Regions from separate parts of the Mus musculus genome. Here region 1 is linked to region 2. Evidence: chromatin loops called from intact Hi-C (ENCODE). Cell type or tissue: left cerebral cortex. All regions are shown on one strand.

Region 1 (8,000 bases), 96 kb before region 2:
AGACTTCAAAGACGTGGCCGAGTTAGGCAGAGTGAAGTAATCCTGCCTGTCAGAGTGACCTCCCAGGCTAGGAATCCTTCACCACCAAAGGGTCCTTTTAAGGGGTGTGTATTTGGGCCAGAGATGCACCATCCAGGAAAGGCCAGTGGAGCTCCTGGAAGGCCCTAAAAGTCAAAAAGTGCATCCATCCCGCTGCTATCTGAGCATTCTCTCAGGACTGCCAGCCCTGCTTAAGAAATGAAATGTCTTCAAGGACTCTTGTGTGTGGAGGGAACCTCTTTCTTCCTAATTCCAGCCCTTTCTTGCTCATTGCTCTCCCTTACCTCCCAGTAGGAGGGTCTGCCTCTTTCCCCTGCTTTGCAGGTGGCTGCCATCTGCAGATGGCGCATCCCCCTAGAAAAGCAACTGTGGTTTCCCCTGGGCCTCCTCTCTCTTTGAAAGCGGTGGTTCCAGATGGGGTGCCTCTGGGATCCTGCCTGAGGTTGCCCTTTTTAACATCTGAGGAGGCACAAGAAGGACTCCAAGAGACTCCTTACCTGGGTTCTTGATTCTAGCTCAAGAGCCATGATTTTAACCAGGGGTACCTAATCAAATATCAGAGACTTGGTGGCCTCTCTTATCTCTAGGGTTTGTGCCTACAAGATGGACTGTGGACTGAGGAATGTAGCTCAGGAGAGTGCCTGCTTTGTTCCAGAGAGGCTCTGATGCAAAATGGGAGAGGGGGAAAGATAGGTTTTAAATTGAATCTCTAAAGATGTGGCCTTGTTTAACCCTTAGAATGCCATAAATAGTTTGTGAATTTCTCTCTCCCCTCTGTCTCTGTCTCTGTCTCTGTCTCTGTCTCTGTCTGTCTGTCTGTCTGTCTGTCTGTCTGTCTGTCTGTCTGTCTCTGTCTGTCTGTCTCTCTGTCTTTCTCTCTCTGTCTCTCTCTCTGTCTCTCTCTCTGTCTCTCTCTCTCTCTCTCTCTCTCTCTCTCTCTCTCTCACACACACACACACACACACACAGCATTCAACTTGTTGAATACTGACTCTACTTTCATGCTGAATCGATCATTTGGAACTGAGGTCATCCCTTTACCAATGAGCAGACATTCGAGGCTATGTCTCTGTTCAACACTGGCCTTCTACAATTCTGACCCCCTTTGCCTCTTGAATTTACAGGGTTGTTTTGCCCCTCTCTCTCCCTTTAAGCCAGGTGTGGTTGGGTTTGGTCAGAAGTGGTTCTGCATCTTCTCCTCCCAACACCTCCTCCCCCTCCTACCTTTTCCCTCCCCTTCCTATCCCCCCCTTCCCCGTTCTCACTCAGATTCACTTTGTGCCCAGACTGACCTTGTCCTGGAAGCTTTTCTGTCTTTCTTTGTTAGTCTCCCAGGTGTTGGGAATACAGGTATTCTCAGGGTCGAATTGCCATCCTCCACCCTGTGAACTGGCCTTAAATCTGGAGAGGAAAGCGTGTGGGTGTGGAATAGCCTGAAGTGAGACAGTAGTGCCCATGGATAACTTTGCTTTGCACCATTGCGCTGCATGCAAAATCAAAAGACCCCAGTGCTCAGAGGTGGCTTTGGGACATGCATGGGCCTGGCTGCCCTAAGCTGAAGGCTTTTACTGAGTTCTGGAGTGGGACAGGAAGTTTCCAGCCTCCTCTGCTGAGATCCAGAGCCTCAGTTTTATACAGTACATGGAAGGACTGCCAAGTCCCTGCCGGTGGCAACGAGTCAGGCCAGTGGCACCGTCTGGATGGTTTTCTAGAACTTGTCTCTCTTAAACACAGCACCGAGAGTGGCTCGGTGTGGGGAATGTGGAATCTGTGAGGTTGCCTTTCACTCGCATGAATTGGTTTCTGTTTTTGTCTCTTGTCGAGGTCAGGGGTGATTTTTTAAACCCTGCTTCTGTGGCTCTCCTGTGCCACCTGCTCTCTGTTATTGATGGCTGGGAAAGTCAGCTTTGGAATGTGCGGGGGACTGCACATATGGAGCAGGAGATCCTTTTATTCAAAGCCTAGGATTTTTTTTTTTTTTTGGCACAATGAGAAAAAAATCAGAATGAAAGTTTTCAAGAAGTATGATTAACTTTAGGAATAAGACTTTTTCAGAAGCTGGCAGTGCGTTTGCCTCGTGTGCTCGACTCCCTGGGTTCCTGGGAACAAAAGGAAAGGGGAGGGGTGAAAGGTATTTTCAAAATCATTTCTCTTTTCATTTTTTCACCCCTTAGCTCTCTGAACATCTGGCCCTCTGTTACTGCGTTGATGGGCTACTCCATCTGACTTGGAGTGGGTAGGAGGAAGGAGGGGGTGGGGTAGATTCATGGGCCCTGAGCTGAGCTGCTTAGAGTGGGACACAGCCTAGAAGGCAGGGAGGGAGTTTATCACTGGTACCCAGTGTTGCTTGGAACTAATTCTGGAACCACAGACGAGCTCCTTTTATAGGATTATTTTCAGTACCTGGTGCCTGATATCTTACCTTAAAGTGAATTTACTTAAAGTAGGACCAACATTATAATAGAAAACAAACAGAGTTTATTCTTTTACCTAAGTCAACAGTTCAGAGATCTGGTCCTTCAGTTTTCTATGATGCTGTCCCAGGGAGCAATAGTTATCTCACAGCTCAAGAAGATACTGGATTCTCCAGGCACCAGGCCTCCTTTTAGCCAGCTGGGACAGGAAAGGGACAAAAGAAGTCAAAAGACACATCATTTTCAGTGGCTCTTAGGGATGTTGCCTAGAGAGAATTGGCTATATACTCGGTATATATTGGCTAGAGTAGAACCCAATGAATGTCCACGTCTCGTTCCGAGCAAACCTAGAGGACAGTAGTGTTCAGCTCAGGTAGCACGTTCCCAGCCAACAGCGGAGGGAGGGAAGGATGTTTCCATCTCAAAGGTGGAGGAAGCAGAGATTGGCTAACCCCTCAGGATGGTGTGGGAGGATCCCAAGATTAAGATGCCCTTGTCACTGCCCCAATGCTCCAGTAGCTGTCATGGAAATCGGGGTGCAGGACAGAGCATCCAGGAACCACAGGGAACCACAGATTTTTATAGACTTGGGAAGCTTTCTTAAGAACAGACTTCTGGCTTTTGTACAGCTAAAGGACAAAACTCTCGGTTAACTGCCACTGATTTACCCACCCTCCTCCTTCTCTCTTTGATAATGCCTCAGCTGACAGAGGATCCCTCTTGTGAAATTGCACACAATTTTGGATTAGAAATGGGACCCATTATGCCACAGGACAAACCTTTCTTTCTCCAAGGCACTCTTTTAACAACCCTAGAACCTGCACGCTGTGCTTAAATTCTAATCAACTCACTAATCACTGGGAGGATTTCAACTTTTATCCAAAGAAAGACTTTGCAGTTTGGCAGAGAGGAAACTTTTCTCTTTTTTTGTTAAAGGAAGTCATTTCAGTAGAAATAGAGAAGCATTAAGATGTTCAGATCTAGGTGTTTAAAGCACGTGGTTGGAACCAGACAGACGTGGACTCTGATCCCTCATCTTCTATCTGCTCACGGTGTGACCTTGGGGAGTCCATCCCCACACTGTAACCTTGCTCGCCATCTTGGTGAAAGAGGACACAGTGTCTCCTTTGTAGAGCTCTGGGGTAAAGTAAGTAGCTAAGGAGAAATATCCACCGTGAGAGTAAACAACTCAAAGTAAGATGATCGTCAGGACTTGATTAATGGTGGGAAAGTGTGCCGAAGCAGGGCAGAGCTGACTGGAACTCGGGAAATGACTGTGCCTGTTTCATGTGCTCAGATGGGTGTGTTTCTATGAGACTTAGGGTAATCCAGCCAGTAGATACTTCAGTGTCTGGGCCCAGAGCACACGGTTTCCCTCATGAGAAAGATCTGAACTTGCCTTGGACTCTCAAAAAGCCCGGGGCCACTGTTTTTCTGACTATAAAGAACTAGACTTAAGGATTCTAACAAGAAAGCCCTTTTACCTTCCCTTGGTGAATTCGAAAACATGTCTTTAACTTCTTGTTTGAATTATTTAAAAAAGAGAGAAAACAAACTAAGTGTCACATGAACCTACAGCTGTCGTCTTCCCTCAATAGATACGCTATAGAAGACAAGTTTTAATGTAGTTTATTGTTAACATATACAGATTAGAATATGCAATTAAAACAATAATCAACCATTATATGAATTGGGGCTAGGGGTGGCTCAGTGGAAGTACATGCAAGGTCTTGGGTGCTATCCTCCACCTTGAAAAACAAAAGGACATGGGAAATATTAACTCAAAGGTCATTTCATTTTGCCACACCTGTCTCTGGGTACTTATATTGTTACACTGAGTAGTATGGGTTGAACTTTCTCAGTCAACTGAGAATCAGCAAGGCACACTGCAAAGTGGTAACCATGGCCTGGGTGGCTTTTCCCCTTCCCCTGAAGCTTCGTTACTGAACAGTGGAAGACCTTCCCAAGTAAATACAGAAAATATGACCTTTGGAAATATGGTTGGTGTGATAAACAAGTTCTTGACACTAATACAAAAATATATTATTTCCAATACTAGTGATTCTCCAGGCCCCACCTGGTCCAGATAAGCATGTAGATAGTGCATCAGCATCAGCGTGCAAAGCCACGAGAGTGTGACTGGTCAGAGACAGCTGAGCATTTGATGTGAATTTATATAGGGCTGGAGAGGTGGCTTAGCGACTCAGAGAGTACACTGCTCCTGCAGAGGACCCAGAGTCAGCTCCCATCACCCACAGCAGGTGACCCACAGCAGGTGACTCACTGGTAACTGCATCTCCAAGGGGACACTATGCTTCCAGTCTCTGTAGGTGCCTGCATTCACATGTATGTGCCCTGCCCCATACACATAATTCAAGATAATAAAAAATAATCTTAAAGAGAAAATGACTGACATCCATGTTGATATTGGAGTCTTCCCTTCCTCGGCCTCTCCCTGTTTCTCTTCCTCTCTGTCTCTATTTCCATCCCCACCGCACATGTGCACACACATACAAAAATAGATCTGTATGTCATAAGCTTGAGATTATGCATGGTGCTACTTTTCAGCCATGCAGAGTTCCGTCATCAAGTACCACTTCAAACTCATGTCTGCTCTTCTGATTCTGCAGACCAGTCTGTTCTTGGTAGGCAGCAGGACGAGCTAGAAAGTTCACCTCCTAGGTTGATGCTTTCCAATGCCAGGGCCCTTGCCAGTTTCCAGATTTTTTTTTTTTTTTGTAGTATGAAATTATTGACTTCATTCATTCAGTCTCTCTAGTTGAAGCTGTGTGATATTCCATAGATGGAATGTTAGACCTTTTTTATGGAGACTACAGCATCCCCAGTGTTTATGTATGACATTTGGAAGTGTGATGTCTGCTTGAAAAGCCTGTAGGAAATTTGTCTTTTAACCATACACACCCGTTTACCTACATTCTCACATATCCATTCATGCATGCGTGCATGCATACAGCATCCATCCTATCCTTCTATCCATCCAACCAAGCGTCCTTTAAAAACGTATCCAGTCACTAACTTCTATGTGTGTGGAATAAGTTTAGATGACAGCACCCAACATTGAATGCTACTCTGAACGTCCCTCATGTGGTAGTATAGGAAGGAGAGATATGACTTACAACAAATGATTTTTTTTAACCAATATCTAATTTTACCTTGATGGAAATCTACCAGATGCTATGAGAATGGTTCATGAGAGGCTAACCTATGAAATGTTTCAAGGTAGAGTTGGGGTCATTCTAGCTAAGAATTAAGCAGCCCAAATTCTCACTCTCCATTCTGAGTTGTCAAGGATCCAGAGCTAACAACCTGCATTGTGATGTATGTAAAGATATGCATTATCTCAGAGACATTCTTGGGGGAGCCCCCAGCTTTCTCTTTGTATGGTTACCTATCAGGAGAGACTCCTTAGACAAGGGACCTCAAGATGAAGTCTTAGCGTGACAGCCAGAGTGCTCCAGATCCCCACAGTAACTCAGATAATGAGCTGACTTCCCTTTTTGTCTAGGGGTTACAGTTTGAGGTGGCTGTTCTAAAGCAGAGAAATCAGACAATCTCAGGGGTGGTAGATCAAGTCAGCTGGTAGATGGGAATGTAAATACAAAGAAAGAGTGGGCATAGAGGGATTTGTCAGCTGAAATACAGTTTCAGGGACTTAAGGCTGTGTGCATTGCCGCAGATACTATACGGTACCAGTCCTCTGCCTTTCAGTTTCTTTCTCTTTTGGAAGTGATGTTTTTGAAGTAGTTTCATGGTTAACAGCATTGAAGCACACATGGAGAAAGATGCTGTGTTGGCTCTCTTCCCATCTTTCTGATTTCATTTGGGAGAGTGCTTCACATTGGTGCTAACATGTCTTTCATGACTACACAGATCTGCAGCCCAGTAAATATCCACCGAGCATTCTCAGTGAGAGCGGGAGGGCATTTTCATTTGTTCCTGCAGAGCACCTTGCTTCTTTGATGATTCATTTGTTTTCCGCAGTTACCCACCACTGAGTCAGTCCTGTTCTACCCCTGCCTTTGGTTTACTACTAGCTGCACCTCCTTGGGACCAGGCAAGGGGTGCTTCAGTGATTTTCTTGGAAGTTCTCAGATGTGCTGGAGGAAGTTCAGAGATCCAGATGTCTCAGCCTTCTGCGTTCTGAGTGGTGAGATTACAGGCACTTGCCACCAGTGATTCTGTCTCTCCATGACTCTGTTCCTTATGGGCAGGTAAAATATAATTCTAAGAAGAAAATACCCATCGGGCTGTTTGCCTACTTCTTTCTCCATCCATCCCAGTTATACACTCATGCATTGAGATCCTATCACATATCAGGTGCCGTTCCAGGCACTGGAAGCAGAGTAAGGAACAGAGTACCTGCCTTCATGGAATTAGCATCAAAATAGAAGGACAAGAATATAGAGAGCGTAGAATGAACACATAGTACACAGCTACATTGCAGTAGGGACGTTAAAGAGAAAGAAGACACAGTTCTTGTGAAGGAAGTTTGTCACAAGGCTGGTTAGTTCTGATATGTACTCCAAAGTGCTCTACAAAGGGTGTAAAGACACTCAGGGTGGCCTTGGTATTCCTTGGGGAGAGGTAGAGAGGATTACATAGATGAGGTGACATTTGAGAACAGTTTTACCATAAGAGTAGGAGTTCCTAGAGTGACAAGGGGGTGGGGACAGAAGAGAGTACATGTGGAGCTATGGAGGAGAGAGAACAGGGTGCCTACAGGGAACAGGAAGAAGGCTGTGTGGGAGGAGCTGGTGGGAGATGACGGTCACAGAGTCATGCCCTAATGTTTGGATCTGGTATAGGCAGCCTGGCCACTAGGAAGGGTTTGTTGTCATTGTCTTGAGGTGGTGTGTGTGTGTGTGTGTGTGTGTGTGTGTGTGTGGACGTGGCCAAATGCTTCTAACCAGCATGAGATGCCGTTTGAAACAGTCAGCTGTGACTCAGATCCTGAAGCTGCAGGCTTTGGAGGTCAGCTGAGAATGGAGGACACAGCTCCTGAGGGGTGATAGGGACACAGCAGCTGAGTGCACAGGGACCCCTGTTATGTTTTGAATCCTAAAGAGACATTTGGAATTTCATGTCCACCATATTGTTGACTGTTCTATTTTGGGGGTGGTGGTGGTTACTAGGTTATTTTTGTGGTGCTAACAATAGGGATGCCTCTCTTCATTGCGTCCTTTGGCGCAGAGGACCATGGAAATGATTCTTCCTTTGAAAGGAGTCCTCCCACTCCTCTCTTTCTGTGCTGCTGCCAATCACCCAACAGCACATGCCGATGGAGCACGTGTGGGGCAATGGTGACAGGTATGTGCTTGGGGGACAGAAAAGGTTTTGGTTGAGGGCCGTGGAGCTGCGTAAGGGGGCTTGCTGTGCAAGCATGGGAGACTGAGTTTGAATCCTTGTAACCTAGGAGTTGCACAGGGCAGAGACAAGGATCTCTGCAGCTTGCTGACCACCAGTGTAGCTCCAGGTTCAGTGAGAGACTGTCTCAATGGAATAATGGATGGAACAGGACACTGGGTA
Region 2 (8,000 bases):
GAATGACAAATACTACATTTGTTGACTTGATTTTTAAAAGTGACATGACATTAGTGAGGGGCTGTTTTATTTGGGAAAGGAAGGGAACCATCTGGAGGTAGAGGAAGAATAAAAGAAGTAGTGCTGGTGGTCTATCTCTCTCTCTCTTTCTCTGTCTCTCTCTCTGTGTGGCGTGTGTGTGTGTGTGTGTGTGTGTGTGTGTGTGTGTGTGTGTGTGTGTGTGTGAGAGAGAGAGAGAGAGAGAGAGAGAGAGAGAGAGAGAGAGAGAAGAGAGAATATGAGCAAAGAAAATGATGTGCATGCATGAAAATGTCATACATTTGTATGATAGGTATATACGCATTGTGTGTGTATACCACAGGTTTTATCCATTTAGCTGTGAATGGTTATCTCAGCTGACTCTATAACTTGGCTACTGTCATCCAAGGTAAACACAGAAGGAGAAGCACAGGGGCTGGAGAGATGGCTCAGTGGTTAAGAGTACTTGTTGCTCTTGCAGAGGATCTAGGTTTGATTCACAGCCAGTTCAGGAGAGCCAAAGCTCTCTTCTGGCCTCAAAAGGCTCCAGGCACCATGTGGTGCACAGACTTAGAGGCAGGCAGAACAATATTCACTATACACACATACAATGAAATAATAATTTTGAATGATTTTAAGAGATCAGAAGTACAAATTCTTATACCCACCACACAGTAAGAGATCCATGGGTGTGGGAAAGTCCCTGAAGATGACTTGGCAGTTACATACGTGTCACTGCATCTATGCCTGGGTTAGGCATGCCTGTTGGATTTCACTGGGGAGTGACACGCTGTGGCAACTGCTTTCCTGACTGTGATTCAGTGAACACTTGGCTTTGGCACAGAGGTTGCCAGCTGTGAGACCAAGATGAAGTTAGCATGGATGCTATCCCCAAGTCTGCGGGGGGGGGGGGGGGATGGGGGGGAATGTAGGAGAGAGACAATGAGATTGAAACCCAGGAGAAAGAAAGCTGTCTCTGGGGCCTCCAAGGGAAGGAAAGGAGCTCTGAGCTCTACCTAGAGACTGGCCAGAAAACCAGGCAATCAGTTGACAGGCAGTGCTTGGTCCTGTTAACCAGGGCAAAGTGCCTCATACTTTTGGGCAAAGCACCAGGGGGAAGGCAGTTTGGAAGGCAGCTTCTCGTGGGCAGGAACCTTACAGAGGGGTGTCCAACTTCTTCCTACCTTCCTTCCTTCCTTCCTTCCTTCCTTCCTTCCTTCCTTCCTTCCTTCCTTCCTTCCTTCCTTCCTCCCTCCCTCCCTCCCTTCCTACCTTCTTTCTTTCCTTCCTTCCTCTTTTCATCCCTTCTTAATCTCTTTTTTTTCCTACAAATAAATTTGAGTACTTACTGTTTACTGACTTGGCTAAATGTACCGAGCATTGAACATGGGTTGTATCCAGTAGTGGTGATCACAGGTAGTAGGTGATGGGTAGTGGGTGGTGAGTGTTGTTGGTGGGTGGTGGAGTGGGCATAAACATAGGTAGGGACGGGTTGGTTAAAAGGTGGTATTTTCACACACACTCCTTAGTCCTAATGTGTCTCATTATAAACAATCTACTTTCACTGTTTCATAGACGAGGAACCTAAAACTAGAGAGCTGGAATGCTTTGCCTGAGATCTCACTCGAGGTCTAGGTCTGTGGGATCAGAATGCCAGGCTCTGTGGATTCAGGTAGATTCAGGGTTGCACTGAGCTTAGGTGGACCCTGAAGTGCCATTTGCTTCATTATCTGGGTCTAGGGACCAGTTTCCTGCATTGTCCCCTTCATCCCCACTACCCACGATGCCCAGAGAGCATTTCTGAGGGGCGGATGTGGCCTCCCCAGCGGCCTGCTTCCTTCTGGTGTCTGTCTGCAGCAGCAGCAGCCCCTCAGATGTAAAGTTGTTTCTTTTTCCTTTGTTGGTCTTGCTAGGGGAAGCAGATGTGGGTGGAGAATGTAGGTGGCACACCCACCCACGGTCCCCTAAGCCCAGAAGTAGCCCATTGTCCCTGATTACAAGGACCCTGTTCTGAGATGTCTGGGCCACTGAAGCCCTCAGCTCTGCCTCTGCTTACCCCACTTCTGGTCCTTCTGAGAGCTGACTTTCCAGGACCGGGCCTGCTAGATGCCAAGGCACACTGTTCAGAACAGGAAAACAAGGAGGAAGGATTGAACTCAGGATTGACCTCAAGCACTGAGGTCAAATCTCAGCACTGCTGCTGACCAGCTCACAAGTACTTTGACCTCTGAGCTCCTCTGTTAACAGAGGCTGAGGCCTGTGGAGAGAGACATTAGCAGGTAGCAGGTCTTGGTTCAGTGTCAGGCTTTTACCTAAATACATGTTGCTGTCCTCCCCTGCCACCGTTGGACAGAATAGAAGGGGCCTCTTGTGTCTGTGAACACTTGGGGGTGGGGCTGCTTCTTTCCAGGTTCATCTTAGCACAACCACCTCTTTGCTCTGCACCTTGTGTCTCCTCTCTCCATCTGCTTCTGCTGTCCTCTCCGTGACTGATGATCACACATGGCCCTGCCCTTTATGTGAGGGGCAGGAGTGTTCCGGCATCCCTTGCTTGCCTCTGGGAAGAGAAAGAAGGGAGAACCAGAATCAGGGGTGCACTCTGGTTTCCCTCTCTTGCCTTGCCGCTGGCTCCCACAACTATTAACCTACTTCAGTCATCCCCAGGACCCCTGAAGAGTCATAGGGAAAGGTGTTGGAGCAATAAAACTTCTTGGGGAGGTCAGACATGCAGATGAGTTCTTCCCCATGTGACTCAGTTCTAGAGATACTTGCTGTGTGACTATGAGGCACTGGGTACACAGAAGACAGGTGAGCAAGAGTAACAGAGTGTCCATTCCCTCACATCCACCGTGCTGCTGGGACCGTGCTGCCCCAGCCTTCATGCACTCATCGCACCCACAGCTGCCAATGCTGGGCGTGCTCTTTCCCATCTGTATCAATCTGATAGGGGAACTGTAGCTTCATTTGCATTTCTGGGATATTCATGAGGTTGGACTGATCTCCATGGCCCTTGGCTATTTATATTTCTTTCCCTATGCATTTTTTTTAAACAGTGCTCTGTCATTTCTCTGTGGTCTGTCTTGTTCTTATTGATTGGTCACTATGTAGATTCTAGATACAACTCTGCCACTGTCCTGGTACTGATTTCCTTAGCCTGGCTTCTGCCTTTCCCTTCTGCTATTGAATTATTTTATCTTACAGAAATTTCACATTTAAAAAACATTTGGATGCTGCCGTCTCTAGATAGCTTCTGGATTCTTTCCTGGTCCTCCCTCCATCTCCTCTATCACACTATCACACCGATTGGTGGTGGTCTGTTCTCATTCCTCCTCTGTTGAAGTGGGAGAAACTTTAATGCAGGGTCTGTATTTTGTTCTTCTCTCTCTTCAGGGACGAATACAAGGTTACACAGAGAGTTTCTGCTTGAATGAGCTTTAAAAAAATTTTTTTTTCTTCCTGGTAAACACAGGCTTTGTGCCTGAATGAGGGAGTGAATGAAAAAGCCAAGTCCTGCCTTCCCTGCAGAGATGGGGTCTGCCGTGGAGATGTGAGTTAGGCGATGAATCAGAGTTCTCTCCGTGACATTTCCAAAGCCCTGGGCAGAGAAGCCTCCCTCACCCCATTGGGGCCTCCTCCTCTCCAGGCAGGCTCTGTGGGTCTCACTCGGCTCTGCTGCTGATCCAACTCGTGTGTGTGCCTCTGTGTGTGTGTATGTGTGGTGTGTGGTATGTGTGTGTGTATGGTGTGTGTGTGGTGTGTGTCTGTGTGTATGGTGTGTGTGTGTGCCTGTGTGTGTGTGTGGTGTGTGTGTGTATGGTGTGAGTGTGTGTGGTGTGTGTCTGTGTGTATGGTGTGTGTGTGTGCCTGTGTGTGTGTGTGGTGTGTGTCTGTGTGTATGGTGTGTGTGTGTGTGTGTGTCTGTGTGTGTGATGGGTGCTGAATAGAGAGGGAAGGAAGACAGATCTTCTAAATGTATCACACTTGCTGCTGAGAGCGTGGAGTGACTGGAAAGGGGGGTTCAGTAGCACTGGGGCACCCTTGTGAGCTGGGCTTCCTGAGAGCCCTTTATCTGTGGTCACATGATGCTCTTGCCTGCCCACAAGCTTGCTGGTGTCCCTGCTGCTGAAGGCACATCTGTTCTGTTCCCAGGGGCTTGGCTTCACCATTGCCGTTGTTTCCAAAGCGGTGGAGTGTGCCAGTTAGATTGTTAGACCCAAATAATCTGCAATGTGTGAAGAAATAGTAAATATTTACTGTACCTTTTGTAGAACAGGTTATTGCCATGGAAATGCTCTGTACACGGTTCTGGATGCTGCGGGGAACTGGCTGGGGAGCCAGGGGGAGTGTTTGGATCTGATGCTGTCTGCATTGGCAGGTTGAGGAGTGATTAGTGAAACTGGGTGGGCTTGGAACCCTTGCTGTCTAGTCCACCTCGGCTGGGAGTCCTCTTATGCATTGTCTTCCATGTGCAGACCCCAGAGTTGAGCCATCCTGCAGACTTTATTGCATCTAATTGTCTGTCACACCAGGCCTACAAGGTACTGTTATCCTCTATTTTACTGAAGCAAAGAGAGACCGAGCAACCTGTGGGAGGATACACAGCACCAGCTGGCAGAACCCTGTGGCTGGGACTCTCCTGAGGTTGAGCTGTTTCACCCACCATGATTTTACTCAAGAGAAAACCAACCAGCTGCCTGCTGGGGTTTTCTTTATTCTTCAGATTGATTTTAATACTGGCCAACGTTTAGAAACCATAGACAACGTCCAGCCTCCTCTGAATATGCACATGGTCTGGCTCCCTTGAGGGAGGGGTGCCCTTTCCTAGTGGCTGCCCTCATCAGCTGCCTACTTGGCATGGGGATACCACCGTGTATCCCCATGTTTCAGTGAGGAAAAGCACCAGACATCATCTCCAGGGGCTCACTGAATAAACTGATAATTATCTGTTGAGTGTTCCTCATTTGGTTGGAATCACATTTAATTTAGCTATTGTTTTCGTGTGTCCCTTAGAGCTTTTGAAATTCTTTACAATCTTCTGTGGTGTTGGGGAACTTTTAGGTGGGTGAGGGAAGATGATCATGAGAAGGCAGTTACAGCAAGGGGTGTAATATATCACTACTGCATTCATTCATTCACTCAGTCACTCACTCATTCATTCAACACACTCATTGCACATTGGGTGCTAGAGATGCAATACTGTATAGTAAGACAGTCTGTGCTGCAGGGTGTATGGGTGGCGGGAAGTAAAGCAGTAATGGATAAATGCTACAAATTGACTAAGAGAATGTGTCTAAGTCTTGCACATAAGGAATGAATGCAATGCCTGGGAAGACCACTGGGGGCGAGTTTTATGCCGATGGTCTCTGTGCTAGTTGTATATAAAAGGAAACTTGGTTAATCTTACAGAAAGGTCCCCTTTTCAGAAAGGGCAGTTGGTTTCCAGGCTCTATGTACTTCCTGGTCTATTCAATACCCCAGGAGGCATAGTATATCAAAGCCAATGGCTAGTCTTTTATTCTAGGGAATAAGCTTGCTAGCTCCATTGAGAGTTGGGTCCATCTGGGAGGTGACTGGAGGAGTGAAGGAGCTTGGGATCTGGGGATTTTGAGCACCACTGTGGCAGGGGTGCCAAAGCCAGAACACCCCAGCCTAACCCAGCTGCCCTTCTTACTCTGTGGCATTTGAATTGTTTCTTAATTGCTCCATACCTTCGTTTTCTCATCTGTAAGTTGGAAATAAAACACCTCTACCACATAATTATTGTAAATGAGTTGGTACCAGGCATTTAGGAAAGTGCCAGGCACTGGAGGAAGGTAAGCAGGTAGAGACTGTCGGCTACTACATGAGAGTGACGGTTGTTGTATGGTATCTGCCAGCCTTGCTTGGGAATGGATGCTCTCATCAAGTCCAACAGTACCTCCCCTGGGCCATATTTGTGACTTCTAGTCTTTTCTGTCTAGTTATGTCTATCCATTACTCTTGCCAAGGTATTCAATTCATTATTCAATGCCTGTGGGCCTCACTCTGACCCTGTCTCCGACAGGGCTTTCTGGGTTTGGGCATTCAGATTCAAGGGATACAGGTTGTGAGATGCGTTCTCTGGAGAGCTTTACCTCTGATCATGGACTTGATCCTGACACTTAATGGAAGACATGGTGCAGGTTCCCAGTGCTCCACTGTTGGGTAAGACAAATAAGATACAGACTCTGGTAGGTCTGCCTTGGTGCCTGCCTCTGGCTCAGCAGGGCTGGTAAAGGCAAGACCTTGGCAGTATCACCTGATACCTACTCCCCTTGTCACCTCTGCCCTGAATGCCTATGAGTAGGTAGGATCTTCTGGTGGAGAGGGCAGAGTGGATGGGGACTGGGTGAGAGGAGGGCTTGCTTCTGATTGAAGTGAACCACGTTCTGATTCATGGTGGCCCTGGGGTCCATCCTAGCACAGGGCTAAAAGGAATTTCTCTCTCTGTTTGAGCGTTGCCCCTAGACTGTCTTCCTATGCCACAAGCACTCCATTTATGAAGTGGAATCATGGGATATTTTGACTCTCAGTCTATTCACTGCATCACCACTTTTGCATAATTATTTTTATCTCTGAAAAAGCTTATATCAAAAGAGAATTTGATGATGTCTCATTGTGCAATCTAGGATGGAGGCCTCTGACTTGCAGACTATAGAGGCAGCATTTGGGTGTGTTCTCTTGTGCGATTTTGCAAATGTAAGTTTGAGAATGTGTCACTAGGGAACCAAATGAGCCATAGTCTCTGTGTGTATTTTACATCTTTTCCTTTACTTATTGTATCTTGCACCCACCTTGAATTTAAGGATGTATATAACATGTACCAATACTTTATGGATGGGATTTGAATAGTTTGATTGTTTTTCAGTGCATTGGTGAGTGTTCTTGGGGCTCTTTGGTGAGGAGTTCTGTTGAGTGATTGTTAGAAGCAGTGTTCTTAGGGCAAGGGATATGAACATTTCCACCTAGAGGAGATTTTACTAAATTGTTTTTCAAAAAGGTTTGTGCCAATTTATGCACCCACCAACAGTGCATGAAAGTGCCTCTTAGAAATGACTTTTACAAAAATAAAATACCTATTGTTAAGCCATGAAACACATTTCAAGTAATTGGCGAAATTCTTCCAGCTGTGGCATAAGAGGCTAGATCCCCAAAGAGGTCTCAAAGGCCTTGGGAAACACAGGATCTTAATATATGAAAAGGTGACTTTTTAGAGCAGTAGCAGAGGCAGGGTTTATTTAGTAAATGGCGCTGGCATAATTAGCTAGCCACGTGGCAGGACACAGGGTTTGATTTCTAACTCCTGTCTCATATAAAACTAAATTACAGATGGGGTAAATTATAGACAAAGTCAAGATTTAAAAGCCAAGGTAAGAAAAGACATTGGTGGGAATTCATAGGAGCATGTTTCTATAACCTTGAGGGGAGAGAGTGCAGAATCCATAGAGAAAAAATTTTAAACATTTTTGATATTTTTTTAAAAAAATAGAAGTCTCTTTGTCTTTTAAAATGAAAATTATTCAGGAACTGCGTATAGAATTAAGCAGGGTACAATAGTTTCTATATGAAAAAAAGCTGAAGTGAATAAAGAAACGAGGCTTTTAGGACACACAGAGCTTTGGTTCAAGGATTTTAATTTATATTCTGAATGGTGTTGAGCAGACCCCACCTGTGTAACCTCTGGAAGAGTCAAGAAAAGGGAAGGAAATGTTTTCTGTTTCTTTACTTTTCTTATTTTGAGAAAGCTGAGGACCCACCCAAAGCCTCAGGTGTCCCACGAGGGAGGGGTAAAAATACACATTCAAAAGCAGGAGCTTCAGGGCTCTTCTCGGGGCTCCCTGCTGCCCAGGCTTGGCCCCCCTCTACCCTGTCCCAGGCGGGGCACTTCCCCTCCCACCCTCCCTCACATCTGTCTTTCTCTGGCTGTTTCTGGAGATGATTTTAGCAAACTTCTCTCTACTCTC

The links. A loop is a pair of places that touch in the nucleus more often than their neighbours do. Peaks named below come from ENCODE experiments on the same cell type or tissue, not always from the same donor. Only the 100,000 strongest peaks of a DNase experiment are listed, where the experiment ranks them.
Region 1: a loop joins it to region 2, with 2.7 times the contacts of the local background. A loop is called at or near these places in 10 of 42 quality-filtered maps.

What each region holds. Positions count from the first base shown.
Region 1 is chr7:122,290,595-122,298,594 of GRCm38, forward strand. The region is part of intron 2 of Prkcb (protein kinase C, beta); the gene reads left to right. It overlaps Gm51497 (a long non-coding RNA gene), which reads right to left and starts at 5,755. Exons shown (of 3, transcript XR_003946872.1): 1 at 5,627-5,755; 2 at 2,530-2,652; 3 at 42-2,138. In left cerebral cortex, a CTCF peak has its summit at 1,690; DNase peaks (open chromatin) are centred at 375, 1,788, 2,273, 4,976 and 4 more places; H3K4me3 peaks cover 1,797 bases; H3K27ac peaks cover 2,787 bases.
Region 2 is chr7:122,386,240-122,394,239 of GRCm38, forward strand. All of the region lies in intron 2 of Prkcb (protein kinase C, beta), which reads left to right. Among named protein-coding and RNA genes, the nearest start is that of Gm51497, 94 kb to the left of the region's middle. In left cerebral cortex, a CTCF peak has its summit at 5,341; DNase peaks (open chromatin) are centred at 3,449, 4,162, 4,343, 4,573 and 1 more place; H3K27ac peaks cover 3,057 bases.